2 separate regions of the Homo sapiens genome follow, and region 2 is linked to region 1. The links are chromatin loops, found by intact Hi-C in ENCODE. Cell type or tissue: CD14-positive monocyte. All regions are shown on one strand.

Evidence for each region. Hi-C counts contacts between places; a loop is a spot of excess contacts. Peaks named below come from ENCODE experiments on the same cell type or tissue, not always from the same donor. Only the 100,000 strongest peaks of a DNase experiment are listed, where the experiment ranks them.
Region 2: it touches region 1 in a loop (4-fold over the local background); 1 of 110 quality-filtered maps calls a loop at or near these places.

The regions. Positions count from the first base shown.
Region 1 is chr6:12,966,405-12,968,904 of GRCh38, reverse strand. All of the region lies in intron 4 of PHACTR1 (phosphatase and actin regulator 1), which reads right to left. Among named protein-coding and RNA genes, the nearest start is that of PHACTR1, 250 kb to the right of the region's middle. In CD14-positive monocyte, no CTCF peak of the experiment used is centred here; a DNase peak (open chromatin) is centred at 974; H3K4me3 peaks cover 927 bases.
Region 2 is chr6:13,498,961-13,501,460 of GRCh38, reverse strand. No RefSeq gene overlaps it. Among named protein-coding and RNA genes, the nearest start is that of GFOD1, 13 kb to the right of the region's middle. In CD14-positive monocyte, no CTCF peak of the experiment used is centred here; a DNase peak (open chromatin) is centred at 990.

The DNA of each region.
Region 1 (2,500 bases):
CTTTCTTTCTTTCTTTCTTTTTTAAAAGAAGATTCTATACATTTTTACTATCAGATCATCAAAAAGCAGCACAGCAGCAGAACTCCCTGGTGAAATGCCTTCATTGAACTCTAGTTTCATGATTTGCCTGGGGATCAGTGGAGTCCATTTGTGTCAATTATACAATTCTCATCAAATCATCAAAGACATTTTCCTACTATATATCCAATATCCCTTGAACAAGAATCCACACAACAAAAGTCCTTTCGCATTTTAGTGACAAAAAAAGCTCACATCACCAGATGAATTTAGTTACTCCTTAATTCAGACAGAAAGTAGAATGATGTTTTCAAGGGGCTGAGGGGAGGGTGAATGAAAAGTTATTGTTTAACGGGCAAATGTTTCACTCTTGCAAATGAAGAGTTCTGGAGAGGCACGGATGGTGGTGATGGTTGCACAATACTGTGAATGTACTTTATGCCACAAGCCTGAAGACCTAAATATAGTCACGATGCTAAATTTCATGTTATGCATATTTTGCCATGAAAAAAAATTAAAGAAACTCAGGAAGAAAGAGAATTTTGCTTTTCCTTTTCCTGGAGTCAATAGCTCCTTTGAAGCTGCTGTTTTCCAAGCTCATTTGTGAAATTCTACCTTAGGCTTTTAACGGCTACAATGCCAACATGATTTCAGTAGAGAAGTTATCTCTGAACCATCATTTAGCAAATGGAATGTGGGGGGAAGCGGGCATGCGATTCCATGAAGGGCAATGAGTTTGAGTGGAAATCATGGAAGCCCGTGATCACCCTTCCCTTGGGTTCTTTTCCCTGAAAGAGTTCTATAATTCTGGTGAGTGGAGAGGGCACATAACACAGACTCCCCGAAGGAATTATAAAGCCAGCTCTGCCATGTTGGAAATCTCGGTATCCAGGGCTTCTGCCCCGACAACCAAATCCAGAGCCTCTGCTCAGGCGTCTGTTAGCTCTTGGCAAAACGGAACTTCCTGTTTTCAAGATAGTGTTTTCAAATGGCTCATAAAAGCTTTCTTGGACAAAACTAGTCCTTGCAAAACAATATTTTGATGATTAAACTATACATGAATCAGAAACATATGGAGTGAATTTCCCTTGGGTTTGGCAAAGCACACTTTGGACTTGATTCCGTCCAGGATACTTGAAAGATGGTTGCAAGTGTTTGTGGAATCAAATGCGGCTTCACTTTTCCCAGTTCCATTTCTAGGGAATGGAAGTTTAAGAAGAGATCAAAGATTTCTTAGGTTTCTTTGTCATAGCCTTTGTTTCTACACTACCAGATCTCTACACACATGCAGGATTTACTCACCTAAGAGTTACAGTTGACTGAGTATATAGCACAGTTGCCAGCAACATTGCTTTTCTCTCTCTCCCTGGTTTCAGTGTAGTTCAGCAGGTTTCTTCTTTAATTTATAAATGAAGGGTTTCAGATTTGGGTTATTTCAAAGAATAGAGACTCCCTTGTAGGAGAACTCTTTTCCACTTACCTACAAAGATTCAAGCTTACTTTTCTTCTTGCAACCCTCAGCATTTGAACTCTGTGGGCAGAGTTGTTTTAATGGAGTGCCACAGCTCTGGAGAGAGCACCTTCCATGTGGTCAGAAAGAATGCTCACCTCCTTGGACATCTTGGAGGGCCATTTGAGAAACAAGGAAGGAGCCCAATATTCTGATAAGAGTTTTATGTATTGTCCACATTTTTTAATATATGAAGATGAAACATTTGCTGTATTTGGAAACACTTTTATCCATAAGAACAGTACTAAAAGGGCTGTGGGAACAGCCCTTAATACTTAAGTATTGAGGATTTTTTAATTTTGTAATATCTCAGGAACATGGGCAAATAATTCTCAGCAATACAAATTTGGGAAACATAAAGAGAGACTTCAGGTCTTTAAAAAGGTTCAGAGATAATTCATATCAGAGATGAAATGTAAAATGAGGACCATATCTTTTTATTCCAGCTTATCCAAATCTAGTGGAAAAATAGCATAAGCATGCTTCTCCTCTGTTCACGAGCACATCTGTAAGTCACCTGTAGCTCCATTAATGTGAAATGCAAGAGTCACTTCTCAGTAATATATATTATATTCTAGGAAACACTGAAATTTCACATATTTTTACTAAACAGCACAATATAACATAACACAAATAAAATGTCCAATTTTTTCAGCTACCAAATCATTTTAACCACCCTTTTGCAATATCAACAAAACAAAACAAGAAAACCTAAAGGCCAGAAGAGAAGAACAACCTTCCTGTGGGAGAAAAGAATTTGAACAAAAACATGAAGGTAGAAAAATATGTGGTGTAAGGAGAATGTTGGAAAAAGTAAAAATAAAAACAAGAAACTAGAGAACAAGGTCAGGTATCATTAACATTAGTGCTTCTCTTCCTCCAAGATCTGAAACTCCAAAATGTCTCACTGTGATCACAACCAGCCAGGGTCCCCTTGCCTGGGTTTGCATTCCCTGTTCTGTGCTTTATCAG
Region 2 (2,500 bases), 530 kb before region 1:
TAGTTATCTACTGCTGCATAACAAACAATCCTCAAGTTTAGCAACCTAGAAGCATATACATTTATTATCTCATAGTGTCTGAGGGTCAGAAATCTGGGAACAACTTAGTGGGTGGTTCTGGCTCAGCAGTTAAGCTGTGGGGCAGGGTTGCAGTCATCTTGCTGTGGACTAAATGCTTGTGTCCCCCCAAGTTCATGTGTTGAAGCCTTAATCCCCAGTGTGATGGTATTTGGAGGTGGTGTCTTTGGGGGTGAGTAGGTTTAGATGAGGTCCTGAGAATGGAGCCCTCATGATGAGATTAGTGCCCTTACGAAAAGAGGAAGAGACCAGAGCTCTTTCTTTCTCTGCCATGTGAGGACACAGCCAGTCAAGAGACAGGTCCTCACCAGTCACCAGATCTGCTGGCATCTTGATCTTAGACTTCCCAGTCTCCAGAACTGTGAGAAACAAACGTTTGTTGCTTAAGGCATCCAGTTTGTTGTTGTTGTTGTTGTTTGTTTTGTTTTTGAGATGGTGTTTCACTCCGTCTTTTTGCCCAGGCTGGAGTGCAATGACGTGATCTCGGCTCACTGCAACCTCCGCCTCCTGGGTTCAAGCGATTCTCCTGCCTCAGCCTCCTGAGTAGCTGGGATTACAGTTGCCTGCCACCACACCCAGCTAATTTTTTGTATTTTTAGTAGAGACGGGGTTTCGCCATGTTGGCCAGGCTGATCTTGAACTCCTGACCTCAGGTGATCCGCCCGCCTCGGCCTCCCAAAGTGCTGGGATTATAGGCATGAGCCACCACACACGGCCTGTAGTTTTTTTTTAATAGCAACCTGAGCAGACTAAGACACATCTGAAGGCCATGTTGGAAGATCTGCTTCCAAGGTGGCACATTCAGATGGTTGTTGGTGGAAGGCCTTGGTTCCTCCACAAGGTTGCCTGAAAGTCCCCATGACATGGCAGCTGGCTTCCCCCAGAGTGAGTGAGGCAAGACAGAGAGAAAATGTGAGTAAGTAGGAAGCTGCAGTGCCTTTTATGACAGTTTCTAGAGTCACTCACTGTCCCATTTTACCCTGTTCATTAGAAGTGAGTCACCAAGTCTAGCCCACAGTCCATGGGAAGGGAATTACACTCCATATCTTAAAGGGAGGAGTGTCAAAGAATTATAGCAGTCGAAATGCATCATAGGTACAAAGTATCATTTGTCCCACCCCTACTTTTAAAAGTCTATCCTTTCCTTACTGATGTATAATGACACTTCTTTCATCAAGTTTCCACATATGCAGACATGTTTCGGGGGTCTCTATGCTGATCCATTGACTGATTTATCTAGTCTTGCACCAACACTACAATGTAACTTTACTACAATGTAACTTTACAAACACTATACTGTAACTTTACAAATCTTGGTGGGTGATAGGCCCCTGGTGGCAGATTCAATGATGAACACACCTCCTGTATACAAACGCTTGTGTAGTCCCCTCCCCTCAAATCTAGGTTGGCCTTGTGACTTGTTTTAATCTTAGCATGAACTAGAAGTAATACTATGTCAGTTCCTGATCTAAACCTTAGGCAAGGGGCTGGGCCTTGTGGCTCACGCCTGTAATCCCAGCACTTTGGGAGTCCGAGAGGGGCAGATCACCTGAAGTCAGGAGTTTGAGACCAACCTGGCCGACATGGCGAAACCCTGTCTCTACTAAAAAAACAAAAAAAATTAGCCGGGTGTGGTGGCAGGCACCTGTAATCCCAACTACTAGGGAGGCTGATGCATGAGAATCGCTTGAACCCAGGAGGCGGAGGTTGCAGTGAGCCGAGATCATGCCACTGTACTCCAGCCTGGGGGACAGAGGGAGACTCTGTCTCCAAAAAAAAAAAAATAATAATAATAATAATTAATAAATAAATAAAAATAAAAAATAAACCTTAGGCAGGGCCTAGCATTCTTGGAGTCCTGAGCCAGCGTGTGAGCAGTCTGGCTACCCTGCTGGAGAGACCTACAGGAAGAGCCCACAGGCCCTGAGACTTCCTAGGCAAAGAGAGGAGCGCCCCCATCTTAGCAACCCAGCTGACTGGTCCCCAGCTAAATGGGGCCACCTGAGTGACCGCCTGCAAGCACAACAGCACTGCAAAGCTGAGCCCATTCCAGACTGCAGAATCATGATGTTTGCTTCAAGCCATTAAGTTGTGGGAGGTTTGTTATATACCAATAGATAATTGAAACAGCTCTTTTCCCATCCTTGTACTTCTTTTTCCAAATTACCTTTATTGAACTATTGACTCATCTGGGGAAAGAGTATTAAATCTTTCTTTTTATTCATGTATTCAGCTTTTCTTTTTCCTTTTTCAGCAACTTTTGATATTTTCCCTATAAAGCCCTGAACGTAATTTGCTTAACTTATTCTCAGGATCAATATCATTTCTGTTGCTATTGTGAATGAGAATATTTTCTTTACTATGTTTTCTAATTGGTATCAAGGAATGCTATTGATTTTTATGTGTTGATCTTGTATCCAGA